2 separate regions of the Mus musculus genome follow, and region 1 is linked to region 2. The links are chromatin loops, found by intact Hi-C in ENCODE. Cell type or tissue: heart. All regions are shown on one strand.

Evidence for each region. Peaks named below come from ENCODE experiments on the same cell type or tissue, not always from the same donor. Only the 100,000 strongest peaks of a DNase experiment are listed, where the experiment ranks them.
Region 1: a loop joins it to region 2, with 2.9 times the contacts of the local background. A loop is called at or near these places in 6 of 42 quality-filtered maps.

The regions. Positions count from the first base shown.
Region 1 is chr10:13,498,006-13,506,005 of GRCm38, reverse strand. It overlaps Fuca2 (fucosidase, alpha-L- 2, plasma), which reads right to left and starts at 4,978. Exons shown (of 7, transcript NM_025799.5): 1 at 4,633-4,978; 2 at 2,748-2,935; 3 at 1-267. The coding sequence starts at 4,838. In heart, no CTCF peak of the experiment used is centred here; a DNase peak (open chromatin) is centred at 4,905; H3K4me3 peaks cover 1,201 bases; H3K27ac peaks cover 1,368 bases.
Region 2 is chr10:13,432,373-13,440,372 of GRCm38, reverse strand. The region is part of intron 1 of Phactr2 (phosphatase and actin regulator 2); the gene reads left to right. Among named protein-coding and RNA genes, the nearest start is that of Phactr2, 38 kb to the left of the region's middle. In heart, no CTCF peak of the experiment used is centred here; DNase peaks (open chromatin) are centred at 1,752 and 3,192; H3K27ac peaks cover 1,657 bases.

The sequences.
Region 1 (8,000 bases), 66 kb before region 2:
ACCACAGGACTTCAGGCTGGTATCTGTTCACCAACTCATAGAGCTCAGGCAATGTCTTAGAAACGGGAAATCGCTGCTTTTGGAATGAGCTGGACTGATCCTCCAGAAAGAGCGGATGGAACCATTCAAAAAGAGAATAGTACAGACCAAAGTGCAAGCCAGTCCTGTTCCTCACAGCCACCTCAAGCTCCTTGACAATGTCCCTCTTTGGCCCCTCATCGACTGCATTCCAGTTCCAAGAACGGTCTGAGCCCCACATTGTAAAGCCTGGAAAGGGACGGCAGACAGCCCTAGTTACCACCTTGACGCTGATAAACTTCAACCCAAGAGAACACCAAAACAATTCAGAATGAACCCACAATTCACCGCCTCCCCAAACAACTGTTTCTTGGCCCGCTTTGCGTCCTGGCTTGCATGCATCTGGACCAACCAATGGGAATATAATTAATGTGAGGCTGGGGGTTTTCAGATTCTCAGGATGACTGTAAGAGCTGTACACTCCGTCTCCAGTCTCAGAAGCTGAGGTTCTTGGGGAACAGTCTAATGTCATGGTGTCTGCCACATTTCTGGCTACACCCACCAGCTGATTGTTAGCTTAGCATCTAAAGCAAAATATACACTCAACAATAGTGGTCTGTAAGAGAAGCACACCTTCCACATCTATCACACTGAGCAATGCTCGCCACTCGATTGTGCAATTCCCATGTGTCTTCTGAACCAATGGGTAAGGTCTATCGCTTGCATGGGTTTCACTACAATGTGATTCTCAGAATATTCATGAGGACAAGAAGTAAATTTCCGTGGCTTGATAATTAATTTAAATGAAGGGAGTACATTTTACCTCCCTCATTATGGTGATTTCAATATGCTTGGCTCATGTGAAGTGGCACCATAAGAGGGTGGCTTTGTTGGAATAGGTGTAGCCTTGATGGAGGAAGTGCATCGCTGCGGGGTGGGCTTTGAGGTCTCCTGTGCTGAAACACCACACAGTGTGGAATCAGAACCTCCTCCTGGCTGCATGCAGAAGAGAGTCTACTTCTGGCTGCCTTCAGATCAAGATGCAGAACTCTCCACTTCTTTGGCATCATGTCTGCCCACATGCTGCCATGTTTCCTGCCATGATGACAATGGACTGGACCTCTGAAACTGTAAGCCAGCCATGATTAAATGTTTTTCTTTATAAGAATTGCCTTGGTCATGGTGTCTCTTTGCAGCAGGGAAATCCTAACTAAGACACCCATCTTACTCTAAAGCCATAAACATGGATTTTACTCTTTAAAGTCCCCCAATATTGACCGTCCTAACAACTGAAAGGGTAAAGCAAGCAGCACACAGCATTATACAAGCACTTGGAAATAATTTGTATTTCAACAGGAATTGGCTCCTAGGTTGTTCATTATCCTATATAAAATGTTAGAAGACATAGATAACTAAGAGGCTGAAGAACTAGTATAAAGTCCATGAAAATTTCAGCACGTGCCTTGGGTCATTAAGAACTGAGGTAACATTAGCCAGGGCTTTCTGGTCTTATGGACACTGGGTGGCTATAGCAGAAAACTCTATTAATGCAGGATTTTTGTGCTACCTTAAGTTCTTTTGATGTTTCTGGGCATTATTGTAAATCTCTAACTCTTTTCCCTTGGGGCCTCTGTCTTCTTTCATCAGTAGCAACTTACCCACTGCTTGCATATCTAAAAGTTATGCACAAAGCACAGCCAACTGTGAGAGTCAAGCTTAAGGCAGCATGAGCGTAGATGCCATGATGATTTTAAAGAATGCATTCAAGAACAGAAAGGGAGCCTGACGCACACCTTTAATCCCAGCACTCAGGAGGCAGGAGAAGGTGAATCTCTGAGTTCAAGGCCAGCCTGGTCTACAGAGTGAATTCCAGGACTGCCAGGGCTACATAGAGAAACGCTGTCTCAAAACAGCAACAACAACACAGAGAGAGAGGGAGAGGGAGGGAGAGAGAAAGAACAGATGGACAGATGGACAGAAAGGAAAGTGCAACTATACTATACTCACTATATAATATATGTATGTATATAGATGGACAGATGGACAGAAAGGAAAGTGCAACTATACTATACTCACTATATATGTATGTATACACACACTCACTCACTCACTCACTCACTCACTCACTATACTCATTCTCTTCAACCAGCTTTAAATAAATCTAGTTATTTATTTAAATGATGTCTAAATTAGGGTTTCATTGCTATGAAGAGACACCATGACCAAGACAAGACTTAAAGCATTTCATTGGGGCTGGCTTACAGGTTAGAGAGAGGTTCAGTCCATTATCATCAGGACAGGAAGCACAGCAGTTTCTAGGCAGGCATGGTGCAGGAGGAGTCCAGAGTTCTACATCTCCATCCAAAGACAGTCAGGCGGGACTCCTCTGCACTGGGCATATGACCTCAAAGTCCACCCCAGCAGGAACACACTTCCTCCAGAGAGGCCACATCACCTAATAGTGCCTCTTCTCATGGGCTAAGCATATTCAAACCACCATAAATGGTTAAATGTGTACATAGAAATTGTGTCCATCTTTCCTCTCATTCTGTGAAACCAGCTGTCTGGATCCATAATGTTTCCAACTTAAGCGGAAACATCACTATCCACCTATGGCTATTCTGAGAAACCGGGTTTCACAGGACGGCCTTCCTTTAATGTCTCCATCCAAAAGAACGACCTTACATTTTCTAGCCCTTGTCAGCATATATCCTATGTGCCCTACTTACCTTCGTGATGTTTAGAAGTGAAGACCACATATTTGGCACCAGAGGCCTGGAGAATATCTGCCCACTGGTTTGCATTAAAATACTTGGCTGTAAATAGCACTACAAAATCTTCATACTTAAAACCAGGAGCATAATTATTGTTCATAAAGTCCACAAACTGGGGTTTCTTCTCCTTTTGCCAATACCACCTGTGGCAGAAAAAAGAAAGAGCACATGACCACACAAACACAGATGCTTAAAGTAATTCCTGGCTTTACCCAGCCTAGTATGAAGAATATGCACAGATTCTCTCCGCTTCTCTCTGTCCTGGTGGGTTTGCATTAAGGACAGCTTATGCAAACTGAATCTCTGGCCATATTCTCTGTCTTTTCCTTTGTGTAGTCCTCCTGTAACCCAGCCACCGATTCTCCAAATTCCCCACTTTAAGTCATGATATCATCTTTGCCTTCACACACTAGCTCACTGTGGAACTTAAGTGGCTAAGATTTCAAGACAAGACGACATACCTAAAACATAACTTGCATCGGTCCTAGTCAGTAACAGAAAACATTTTGGGTAGATAGGGAGAAACATTTCCAAGGGCCGGGCAGTTCCCACAGTTGGCACGGCCTTTGCCTGCCTGAGATTAGATTCAAAGCCCTCACAGGCAGCAAGCAGCTTGTCGTCTATCAGACCCAAAGTCACATGCCTACTTCAGAAACATCCCTCACCGCAACCCATGCTGGCTGGTGGATCAGACAGATAATGGGATCTCCTAGTGAAGAGAGAAGCTGGCTTTCAGGTTAGCGATAGTTAAAGAGTGAACAAGTTTGTGTTGCCTGTCTACCGTCATGTGACTATGAAGATACTGTGGGGTAATATATCTCTATTATTGCCCCTTTGCTCTGCTTTGGGTTTTTGATGCTTTAGCATTCAAGGATCTTCACGTCATAGCTGAACCAGGAAGCATTTATTGTAAATTTTCTGATTTTCTTTTTAATTACATGTGTGCGTGTGTGTAGGCGTGTGCATGTGAGGGGGGGGCTTTGGGAGCACGAACCCCCCCCCCCGGAACCAGAATGACCAGATGGTTGTGAGCCTCCCAGGGCGGGTGTGAGGAGTCAGACTAAGGTCCTCTACAAGAGCAGTGTCTTAGTTAAGAGTCTTACTGCTGTGAACAGACATCATGACCAGGGCAGCTCTTATAAGGACAACATTTAATTGGGGCTGGCTTACAGGTTCAGAGGTTCTGTTCATTATCATCAAGGTAGAAAGCATTGCATGGTACAGGAGGAGCTGAGAGCTCTACATCTTCATCTGAAGGCTGCTAGCAGAATACTGGCTTCCAGGTAGCTAGGATGAGGGTCTTAAATCCCACACCCACAGTGACACACCTATTCTAACACGGCCACACTTTCTAATAGTGCCACTCCCTGGGCCGAGCATATACAAATCACAAGCAGTATGGGCCCTTAACCAGTGAGAAATTTCACCAGCCCTTTTGAAAATTCTTCAAATTCTGGGACTGGTACTCCCTCAATCACGCAGGCATTGCCACTGCTATAGGGAGGCCCACCTGCAGAGTGCCTAAGAACTCCGGTGTGAGTTTGTGTGTGTGTGTGTGTGTGTGTGTGTGTGTGTGTGAGAGAGAGAGAGAGAGAGAGAGAGAGAGAGAGAGACAGAGAGACAGAGAGAGAGAGACAGAGAGAGAGAGACAGACAGAGACAGAGACAGACAGAGACAGAGACAGACAGAGACAGAGAGAGACAGAGACTGCCACTGTCTGGGGTGACATAAAGCCCAGTGTGAGTGTGTGTGTGTGTGTGTGTGTGTGTGTGTGTGTGCGCCCGCGCGCGCGCGCGCCCGCGTCCGTGCCCGAGCCCTTTGGGCAAAGGTATGCACTTACCAGAACCATTCACTACCAAAGCTGGGCACGGAGAACACTCCCCAGTGGATAAAGATGCCGAACTTGGCCTGGTCGAACCAGGCTGGCAGCGGGCGTCTGTCCAGAGATTCCCAAGTGGGGTCATAGCTAAGGGCTCTCGTGACCCCCCAAGGCCTCAGGAGCGGCAGCAGCAGCAGCGGCAGAAGCATCAGGAACCCCAGGCGCATGCGCGCCAGCCTGGGATCCTCGGGGGAACCGCCAGTCACCAGGGAAGCCGGGAACCTTCTCTGTCAGCCGCAGAAGCTGCCTAGCGCTGGCCTTCCGGCTTCTGCTAAGTGTACCCTGCTCCTGTCACCTGACCCAGACCGGTTTGGTCAGATGACTACTGTGATCTGGAGTAGGGAGTGGCCAGGAGTTTTAATGAGCTCTGGTTACTTAAGGACCCCAAGAAGGTTGCATTACTCAGGTGCACAACCAAGGAAGTCAGTTTTTGCCCACCCTCCTCATTTTTAACAGCCCTTGGCTCTGTTTCCCAGTCAGATCTGATCTACTTAGCCAAGACGCCCGGTTTGTCTGCTGTGAGACAAAAACCTAAAGGATGGTCTTTGACCCACGACCTCCCTCCCCAAGGACTCCTAACAGAAAACTCTCAAGAGGTCACCTCGACCACCAGGCCCTGGTGGCTTTATGTGTCAGAGCTGTCTGCCCTACCGTGGGACTGGAGCCTGAGACAGGAACTTCGTGGGCTGCTCAGGGCTTTTGAGGAAGCTCCCATGGCTCTCAGCCTTTGGGTCTGCCTCTGCCATCCTCGAATTTGTAGCCGATGAAATCCCAAAGTTTGGGTTCAGCCAATCTGGGTTCGGGTCCAAGATTTTACATTTCTACTCAGGCTCTTGTTATTTCTGACTTTGGTTGTTGGTGGAACAAACTTTTCTGAGAAACTGCGTTAGGAAATAAGGCAATCTTAGTTGAATGAATGTTTAAGAAGTTTGTATAGAAGGAGGGTTTGGGAACCTGCTGGGGTGGCTGAGTGCTTGCCTAGAATGCAATAAAACCAGAGTAGTGGTCAACACAGCAGTGTGGAAACAGAAACAGGAGAATCAGAGTTCAAGGTCATCTTCGACTACATAGAGAGCTACATGAGACGCTGTCTCAAAAATCAGGAAGGAAAAAAAGGAGAGGAAGGAGGGTTGGAGGGAGGAAAGGAGGGAGGGAATGAAAGTACGATCTGGGAGCCGTAGTTCAGTAATAAATGTCCTAGAGCTGTGTGTGTGTGTGTGTGAGAGAGAGAGAGAGAGAGAGAGAGAGAGAGAGAGAGAGAGAGACGGAGACAGAGACAGAGAGACAGAGAGAGACAGAGAGACAGAGAGAGACAGAGAGACAGAGAGAGAGGAACCTTCAGGTAGACTTAAAGAAAAGGAGCCAGTCACTTAGAATAATCATCAAAGTTACATCTTCAGGAACTGTATCCTAAAGTTATTTAAATGCCATTGGCCTAAAGCCGGAATCTCTACTGCTTCCGCTTTGGCAAAACCCTTATCCTTTTGTGGTACATTTCAAATGCCACCTCCTCCAGGATGCTCTGTGCCATAACCACCCCTCCCCCAATAACATCCCACTTCCTCCCAAGTGCCTCCATAGGACACCGTATCCTAACCACTAACACAGGAGTCCACAGGTGGTTTCAGAGTTGGCTGGCTAGAGATCCCAATCGCCTTAGACTGTGAGTTCCTTAAGAACACTTACAATCTCTTCCTGGGTGCCATGCTTTTCAGGGCAGCAGAGCCTGGCACAGAGCAACACTTACAATGTGTTTTCTGGAGTTGTCAGTGTACTGCAGTTCTCCTTGCTGAATGAACCAAGACGGAAGTGACACTAAGTAACTGTTGCTTGTGGTTCCCTCTTCTGCACAGCTAGGAGCAACAGAAGCCACTGTCTCCCCACATGTGTCTCACCAGGACCCCAGCACCACCATAAGAGACCTGGCAGAAGCAACTTACAGAAAGAAAGGTTTCCTTTGACTTAATGTCACAGTGTGTCTGTTGTGGGAGTAAAGGAGGTGGCAGGGGCATGGCTCCTGGAAACACTGTATCCTCAGCCAGCAAGTGGACAGCCATTAATGCTCAGTTCATTATCTCCTTTTAATTTTTCTCTCAGACCTCAACCTACTGTATGGTACCACTCACAATTACCACAGGTTTCTCACTGCAGTGTTTTGAAGAATAGCCCCCATTGGGTCAAATGTTTGAATGCTTAGTCCACCGTCAGTGAAACTGCTTGAGATGTCTCAGGAAATGAGACCTTATTGGAGGAGATGTGTCACTGGGGAGGGGTGGGCTTTGAGGTTTCAAAGGCCCATGCCATTCCTAGTTAGCTTTCTCTTTCTCTGCTTATGGGTCAGATGTAAGTTCTTAGCTATGGCTCCATTGCTGTCTGCCTGCCTGCCTGTCTGCTTGCCTGTCTGCCTGCCCGTCCTGCTTTCTGCCCCTGTGGCCACTGTTTTAGAAGGGGCTACTGTCAATGTGATGAAACACCATAACCAAAAAGCAAGTTTCGGAGGAAAGATCTGAAGTCAGTCCTGTGCAGGATCCCTGGTTGCTGGTTCAGTCTTTGTAAGCCCCTCTGAGCCGAGGTTGGTTGATTCTGTGGGCTTTCTTGTGGTGTCCTTGAACTCTCTGGCTCCTATAGTCCTTTCTCCCCTCTTCAGCAAGATTCCCCCAAGTCCACCTAAAGTTTGGCTGTGGGTCTCTGCATCTGCTTCCATCAGTTGCTAGGTGAAGCCTATCTGATGATAATTGGCGCAGGCAATAATCTCAGTATGGCAGAGAATCATTAGGAATCATTTTCTACCTAGGTCTCTGGGCTCTCCAGCCTCTGGTTCCCGGCCCTCCTGGCAGTATCAGGGATAGACATGAGACACCCCAGTCATTGGTTGGCCACTCCCACAATTCTTGCACTACCTTTACCCCTGGACACCTTGTAGGCAGGAAAAAAAAATTGTAGGTCAAAGGCTTTATGACTGGGTTGGCATCACAGTTCCTCCACTGGAAGTCTTGCCTGCTATGACCTGATCTTATGGAGACATTTTCTTGAATGATGACTTTAGTTTCTCTTAAGTTGACATAAAACTCTCCAGCATAGTCGTCTTCTGGAATAATGAGTCCAAGATTAAATGCTTTCTTTTATAAGCTGCCTTGGCCATAGTGGTTTATCATGGTGATAGAAAAGCAACTCAGACACCCACCTCGAGGACGGCCAACCCACAGACCTGCTCTGAGGTTTGTCTCCTAGGTGACTCTAGATACTATCAAGTTGAAAATCAATGTTAACCATCACAGTTAGGTTCAAAAACTCTGATGAGCCATGAACTACCACTGTATTGGTCCCAG
Region 2 (8,000 bases):
TAATCCCTCTCTGGCAAGCCTGAAGGTTAGCCTCGTGCAGATCATCTTTCAGAGGTGTGCCTATGGGCTGCCTTCCTAGGTGACTGTAGATCACATCAAGTTGACAGTCAAAGTTTAACTGCCCCAGGCTGCTTCTTCCATATTCAAAGTGTGGCAGACTATCTCTGCCTTGTGACCACTTTCCTCTCTCTGACTCTGGCCTTACCTTCCTCTCAAAAGGAGCCTCCTAATTTCTTGAGACCATGTGGATAATCCAGGATGTTCTTCTCAGCTCATCCTTAAAGTTGTTGAGTCTGCAATTCTGTTGGGGTTAGTATACACCCACAATCCCACACACAGGGAGTGGGGCAGGAGGATCAGGAGTTCAAGGCTAGCTTCAGCTACATGAGCTTCTGTCTTGGAAAAAAAAAGTACTTAAGAGGGAACTTAGTGGTCTCCTTTCATAGGACAGGGTAAAGCTGGACAAGGGATTCAGGAACTCAGTTGGACATTATTATCACCTCATTGTAAGCCTTCTCCTGTCCCCACCCTACCTTTTTCCTCAGTCCCCCAGCTCTGGGTGTCTCCAGATCCCAGCCATCTTATTGAGGCATCCCAGAGAACTTCTCTTTTGTAGGGCTCCCACATGAAATCCCACAGAAGGACTATGGTGGCTGTGGTTAGATCACATGGCTCATTGGATGGAAACTCTGGTGTCACCCAAGAAAACCAAATGAACTGGGGTGGTTCCCTGAGTAAGGGATGTGGAACAGCACTGTTTCTAGAAGCCGAGAAAAGGAAAGGATGTGAATGTGGCAGAAACTATAGTTACACCCCAAACACTTCAGACTTTTATTTTTAAACTTAGTTTCTAGTATTGAAAATAACCCAAAGTAGATAGAATTCTAGAATGATCCTTCAAGTGTCTACTCTCAGTGCTTCAGTTGTTCCCAACTTGTGGTCCAAGATTTCTCTTTTAGACTCATTAGGTTCCCCTCCCCCATTTTGGTATCTCACAAAGCAAATTCCAGACATCATATAGACTTTCCTGTAAATAGTTTAATACTATAAGGATTCTTTTTAGAAAACAGAGCCATAATGCCATGATAGTACTAGAAACTTGAACAAGAACCCATTGCAGATTCAGTATTCAAATTTCCCAGTTGTCTCAGGAATGGTTGGACAGAACCCAAATCTCCTTATGTGTCCTTGGATTATCACTCTTAAGCTTTTAGCCACAGTCTTCATTTCTTTTCTGTTGTTTTGACAAAATATCCCAACAAACACAGCTTAAGGGTAGAAAAGATGTCTTGTGGCTCATGACTCCAGGTTAGGGTCCATCATAGCTAGGAGGCTGAAGTTGCAGGCAGCAGGAACGTGGGCAGGAATAGAAGTGATTCTCAGCTCGCTTTTGTCACCCTTAGACTTCAGGATTTCCTGCCTGGGGAATAACGCCACCCTCGGTGGGCAGGTCCTCCTACCTTAGTTATTCCCGATTAAGATTATTCCTCACCGGCATCCTGGAAGGCTAACGGGATCTAGCCAGTCCCTTGTCGAGACTCTGTTCTCAGGTGATTCTACGTTATGTTTTGTGGACAACCTGAACCATCAGAGCAGCCAGGCACTCTGTTCTGTCTCTCCTCCCTCCCATGGTGACCATGTCGCCTCTTTACTTGACTGGCTTTTGTTCCTGTCACACTAGCACTTTCTCTTCTCAAATCCTCTAGCTCTGTGCACCACTGTGGAGTAATTCCGGTCCTCAAGTCCCTGGAGTCATTCTGAAAGCAGCAGTTGTGGTTTCGGGGTGTTTGTTTATGAACACCACAGAGGTCTACATACCGGGCACAATTCTGGCTTCCCTCTATCTTCAGTTTCCCTATTGAGAGTGAAAAGCATCCATACTTCTTCTCACAGCTCCTACTGTTTCTAGCTTTGGTCTTAGATTTTCAAATGGTCGTTTGCTTCAGGTGGGGCTTCCCTCTGCTGGTTCCCTCAAACCTTGCCAGGACGCACAAATTGGTGAGGTGAAGTGTGAACTTTCCTCTTCATGGTTGGCTGAGTTCAACTTTTGATCTATCAGCATGTGGCTCGGGCATACCAGAGTTCTGAATACTCTTGGAGCTGAGGGGTGGGGCTGGGGGCAGTGAGAGGAATGGGGCTTTGAAGAGATTGAGGAGGCTGCAGCGCTCACATTTAGAAAGGTCCTAGCCACCACCACCACCACCACCACCACCACCCCACACTGCTCGTTCAGTATCACAGGGAAAACTTGAAAATAGCTACTATGCATACTTTGCATAATAGCAATCATGAAGTTGCATCTCTCTCTCTCTCTCTCTCTCTCTCTCTCTCTCTCTCTCTCTCTCTCTCTCGTGTGTGTGTGTGTGTGTGTGTGTGTGTGTGTGCAGGTCCACACACCATACGTGTGCATGGGCAGGTAAAGACAGGGGGTCATGATCAGATGTACTCCTTGCTGGCTTTCTGTGTTGATTTAGAGATGAGATCTCTAATTGAACCTGACTGAAGCTCTGTATTTCAGTGAGGCTGGGAGCCACTGAGACCCTGGGCTCTGCCTCTTTCTGTCACCTCAGCACTGTGCTTGTGTTCCTTCAAGCCTTGATTTTACACAGGTGTTAGTGATTTGAACTCAGGTCATCACGGTTGCATATAAATATTTCACCCCACCCAGCTGTCTCTCCAACCTGAAAGATGGCTTTTTGTTTTCAGTGTGCTAAGAATTGAAATTCTGGCTTCACAGCTCCTAGGTAAATGTTCTATCCTGAGTCATATTCCTGGCCCTCTTTCTCTTTATATCTTAAACACTTCTTTTCTGTTGTTGTGTACTTCCCTTTATTATGACTTTCAAAGAGCCAGGGTACCTGAGTACTTCCTTCTTGGTCAGTCTCACAAAAGATCCTGGGTAGTGAATGGGACGCTCAGAGTTCAGATGCTGGTTCTAGGTCCCGTGCCAACTCGAAGGAAGGTTGGCTCATTTTTACCTCTGTTAAATGGGGTCTAAGATGTTTTATATCGTGGAACCGTGACCAAAGTCAAGAGAATCAGTGAGTTGTAGAGCCCTTTCTAATAGGCTGGACTTAGTATCGAGTCATACAATCTCGGCGCCTGTACCTCGAGGCTATGGCAATTGTGGGGATCGGTCACCTTGTTCTCCTAAAGCTCCCAGGCAGCCTGGAGCCTGGACATAGATGGAGAACCTGCTGCTGGCTCAGTCTGGCTGTAGCCTCCAGCTGGGTAAGAGGGACCTGGCGCAGAGCTGTGCGGCTATGTTTGGGAAGGAAATCTCTTTCCCTCTCCCTCTCTCCTGTGTTTAAGCTGTTAAGCACAGACAGCTATGAAAACTGGCATGTTTCTGTATTTTCAGATACTATTTTTCCATATTTGACGTGCTTTTGTATTCTCATTTTTTAAAGAGTGGCTATACCTCAAGCCTGGCATGTTCCTTGCACTGTATAAGAGTCCAGTAGATGTTTGGCACCCCGAACTCTGCTATAAGCAGACAAGAACTGCAACTACAAGCTTGGTGCTTATTTATCCTTATCTGAAAGTCACTACAGCATCCTAGTGCTCATTTTGGATTTCGGGAATGCCTTGTGCTGCAGAGGTGATCCTTGCCAGGTCTGCCTGTGTTGCTACTTTCTATATTTCCATCAGCTGCCTTTCTCCCTAGAGAATGTTTGCCTCTGTCCTAATCCTCCCAACCCCTTCCTAATAGGACCATCTAGCGCACATCTGTGTCCGTGAGAAAGGATCCCACTTTCCCGCCTCTCTAGCAGCTTAGTGAGGCTGTGTAATTCATTCTGCCAGTGGGCTGGAATGGAAAGCTGTGTTTCTAAGTGGCTGTGATAACCAAAAGCTCATGTGTAATTCTGGCTTTCCTTATCACCTGAAGAGGTCACAGGGTTAGGACAGGACATCTGTACATGAATAGAGTGTCTGTTGGCCTGACTCTGATACCGCATAAAGACAATTTCCTTGGGGAGTAATCTGGCCCACAATATACCTGGTGCAACTGAGAAATAAACATTGCTGATACGAGGCCCACAAGCCTGGGAATGATTTGCGAGTATGGCACAGTTTAGTCTATTCCCAGTATCACACATTCCATCTCAAAAGTCTCTCAGCCTAGTTATCGATTTCCAGACCTTCCTGGTATGTGCACAGTAAATCTGGAAAATCTCTGCATGTCTACATTTTTTTTTTTTAGATTATATACAAGTAAGCTTTACAACATGATATGTGTAGCTTGGTATGTGGAGTAATTCTATCTGGGTGATTGTCTTGTTTGAGTTTTAGATATTAATTTACATCTATAATTTGATTATGTTTATTACAAATGATGTTTCCCTCTCATTCTTAAAGGTTGCATAAATATACCTTAAGATTTCATTTTGGAGAACATGAAGCAACTCGAAGAGAGATCTGAAGTAGTTGAGAGTGTAATAATTAATATCAGGAATGGCAAAAATATAAGAGGTGGTGCTCAACTGATAGACGTTTGGAGAAGTTGGGTCTGAAAGATCATTTAGCAGAACATCTGTCAAACAAGACCTCCATGAGATGGGGAGGGGGATTTATATTTTTTTATATCAGAGTAATTTAGTATTAGTTCATGGCTGCTTCAAATGAGCTGATAGTATTACATGTGTGTGTCTGTGTGTGTATATCTGTGTGTGTGTGTGTGTGTGTGTGTGTGTATGTCTGTGTGTGTGTCTCTGTGTGTGTGTCTACATATCTTTGTGTATATGTGTGTGTGTGTATCCTCTGTCCATGTAGAGTTTAGAATAACACCTCGAGTTTCATTTCTCAGATGCCACCCACATATTTTGACATAGTCTCCCACTGACCTGCGTATTAGTTACTTTTCTACAGCTGTGGCAAGACATGATAAAGGAAACTTGTAGAAGTAAGAGGGGGCTCCCAGTTCCAGAGACTTAGAAAGGACCGACTCCCAAAGTTATCCTTTAATAAATGTGTGTCATGGCAGGAAGACAGCCATGTTTGTGTGCACATAGTTATGAACATCAAACACACAAACAGGAAGTACGTTAAATACACGGAATATATTAATTCTATTTATAATATGTATATATATGGAAATACACTTGTCTTTTAAACCTTTAGGGCCATAGGATTGTACTCAAACGTAGACATGGCATATTTATAAAATCATACAGAAAATAACCTTTGCAATGTTCAAAAAAGTCAGGAACATTTTTTCTTTTAGTCAGAAAACAGTTCCTACTTCAAAAATTTTCCAAGAGGACTGGTGAGATGGCTCAGCAGGTAAGAGTACTGACTGCTCTTCCGAAGGCCCTGAGTTCAAATCCCAGCAACCAGATGGTGGCTCACAACCACCCGTAATGAGATCTGATGCCCTCTTCTGGTGTGTCTGAAGACAGCTACAGTGTACTTATTTATAATAATAAATAAATCTTTGAGTGAGGGGCCAACTAGAGCAAGTGGGGTTGACTGGAGCGAGCAGAGGTCCTGAATTCAATTTTCAACAACCAGATGAAAGCTTACAACTATCTGTACAGCTATACTGTATACTCATATGCATAAAATAAATAAGTCAATCTTAAATTTTTTCCAAGAAATAATGTTTCTTATCCACCCCGAACTCATATTTGACCAAAGATGAGCATTGGTGGCCTCGCAGCACGTAAGAATGTGAAAGCCCCAGTTTAGTTTTCATGTGGGTCCTGAACAGCTAGAGTCGGGGCTATCCCAAAAGCTGTTGCCTGTATGTGGGATATGTTCTTCCAGCTGGGCTGCCTTGTCTGGCCTCAGTGGGAAAGGAAGCACCTAGCCCTGAAGAGACTTGATGTGCCAGGGTGGGGGGATACTCAAGGGGCCTCACCTGCTCAGAGGAGAAGGGGGCAGGGAGTGGGGAAAGAATTTTGGGAGAAGGTGACTGAGAGGGGCCAGTGAGGGATGTGTAAACTAATAAATAAAATAAAATAAAATAAAATAAAATAGAATGTGAAAGCTCATGGGAAACATGCTATGTAGCTAACATTTTTTCTTTTGACCAGGCTTTCTTTTTTCCCCCCTAAAACTTGATTTATTTTTATGAGTGTGTACACATGTATGTGCTGGTGAGAGCAGAGGCCCGCAGAAGTCATTCCACTTCTTGGAGCTGGAGTTACAGGTAGTTGTAAGCCACCCAATACGGGTGCAGAAAAATCTAGCTATCACCACCTGCAAGATCAGCATAAGTGCTCTGAAGCACGGAGCCATCTCTCCAGCCCCGTAGCTGACATCTTAAAGTGAAGACCTGTCCTCATATCCAGAAGGGATGTGGCTGAAGCCACAGAGGGGCTGTGGAACCTTCAGCCATAAGCATCTTTGTATCCCATTCTGTGCGTGCAGTGTCGTCGCTTGACTTCTCTCACAATACAAGGACTTACTTCTGTGCTAGCTCGCCACACAGATAGCAAGCTTTGCTCTTATGTGTGGCATTGTGTCTTTCACACCAGAACTACCCAAGGAAATACCCTCCTGTTCGTTCCACATTGATGACTCTATTTCTTTTTTAAAGACTCACTGTATCATCTCAAACGTGGGATGCTCTGGCTTCCCAGTGGTGTGGTCACAGGTCTGTGCCACACACAGCTGAACCCAAGCTTGAGGGGAGTGGCTGGAGTGAGGTGCTCATACCAGAGAAGATACGGCACATCCCCCTTTGGTCTAGAAGGGCTTCTACTCTGCCTATCACTTGAACCACTCTTAGCAGCCGAGTTGCCACCCAACTGTCAAAACTCTGACCCTCTAAACCTAAGGTTCAGGTGCAGGTAATGGCTTTGAAATCGGTACTTCATGCTCATAGAGTGACCCCAAGACCTAAAGAGGAAGGTTTTGTTGGTAGTGGGGTTCTTTTTTCCCTGTATTTCTTTAACTTTCAAAATTACAACAAGTTAAGTATTAACTGTTGAGCAGTGAACTTGTGGAGTTTCATGGAGCCTTTCCGGGCTTCCCGTGATAACATCTTATTAAACCACAGCACAATTATCGAAACCAGGAAAGGAACATTGATAAAATACTAAGAGCTAATCTACAGATCTGAGGGAAACGTATCCAATTAGCCACTAATGGCTTTCAGTGATTCTTTCCAGCGTCAGTTACCATGGTGTTAGCCTAACTGGTCTTCCAATTTCTATGGTTTCTTTACATGTCTGGACTGGAATTCTCTTCTGACGACAAACAACCTCTCCTGAGCTCTTTATTCTTCCATTCCCTGATTTTCTTGTATCCACATGAGCTCATGGATATCTATTTTATCCTATATGTTATACCCCATTACTGTTGTATGCATTCTGTTGCCTAAATTGGTGCATCCTCGGCTATTGAGAGTGCCTGCTGCTCCCTGTTGCCAAGCTCCATCACATTTCAAAGCATTTCTTTAATTCTTCAGGTCATTTCTGCTTTCCCTGCCTCTGCCTTGAAATCCGCTATTTTTCACTGCTGTTCTTAATTCCACATTATTTGAATAGTAGGCTTATAACACTATTTATAATCTTGGAAAATTAATGTTTCCAATATGGGAATCTCTGCATAGAAAATATTAGATACTTTTTTTTTTACCACTTTTCATATGGATTATTACTTATCAGTCCACTAATTTATCAAACTGCAACAAGCCTATGCTATTTTATTATATAGGGCAAAAGAAGGGGGGAAGCCATGTAATTAGGATTTTTACAGAACAATCTACCATTATGCTTTCTTGGTTTTGTATTTATGTCTAGTACCTAACACAAAAGTGCATCTTTTAGGCTTTTTAGTGTTTTTAGGTACACACGTGTGTACGTGTGTGTACGTGTGTGTGCGTGTGCGTGTTTCAGTTCAAATGCCTGGGGCTTTTGACAAAAGAGTTTCTTGTCTGATTAAAGATTGTCATTTCTAATATATGATGGGGAGAACCTATTGAAGCAAACAGAGTTTTCAGTTGAATGTAGCTAAGCCAGAGGCCACCCTGCCCCCGACTGTGGTTTTGTGAA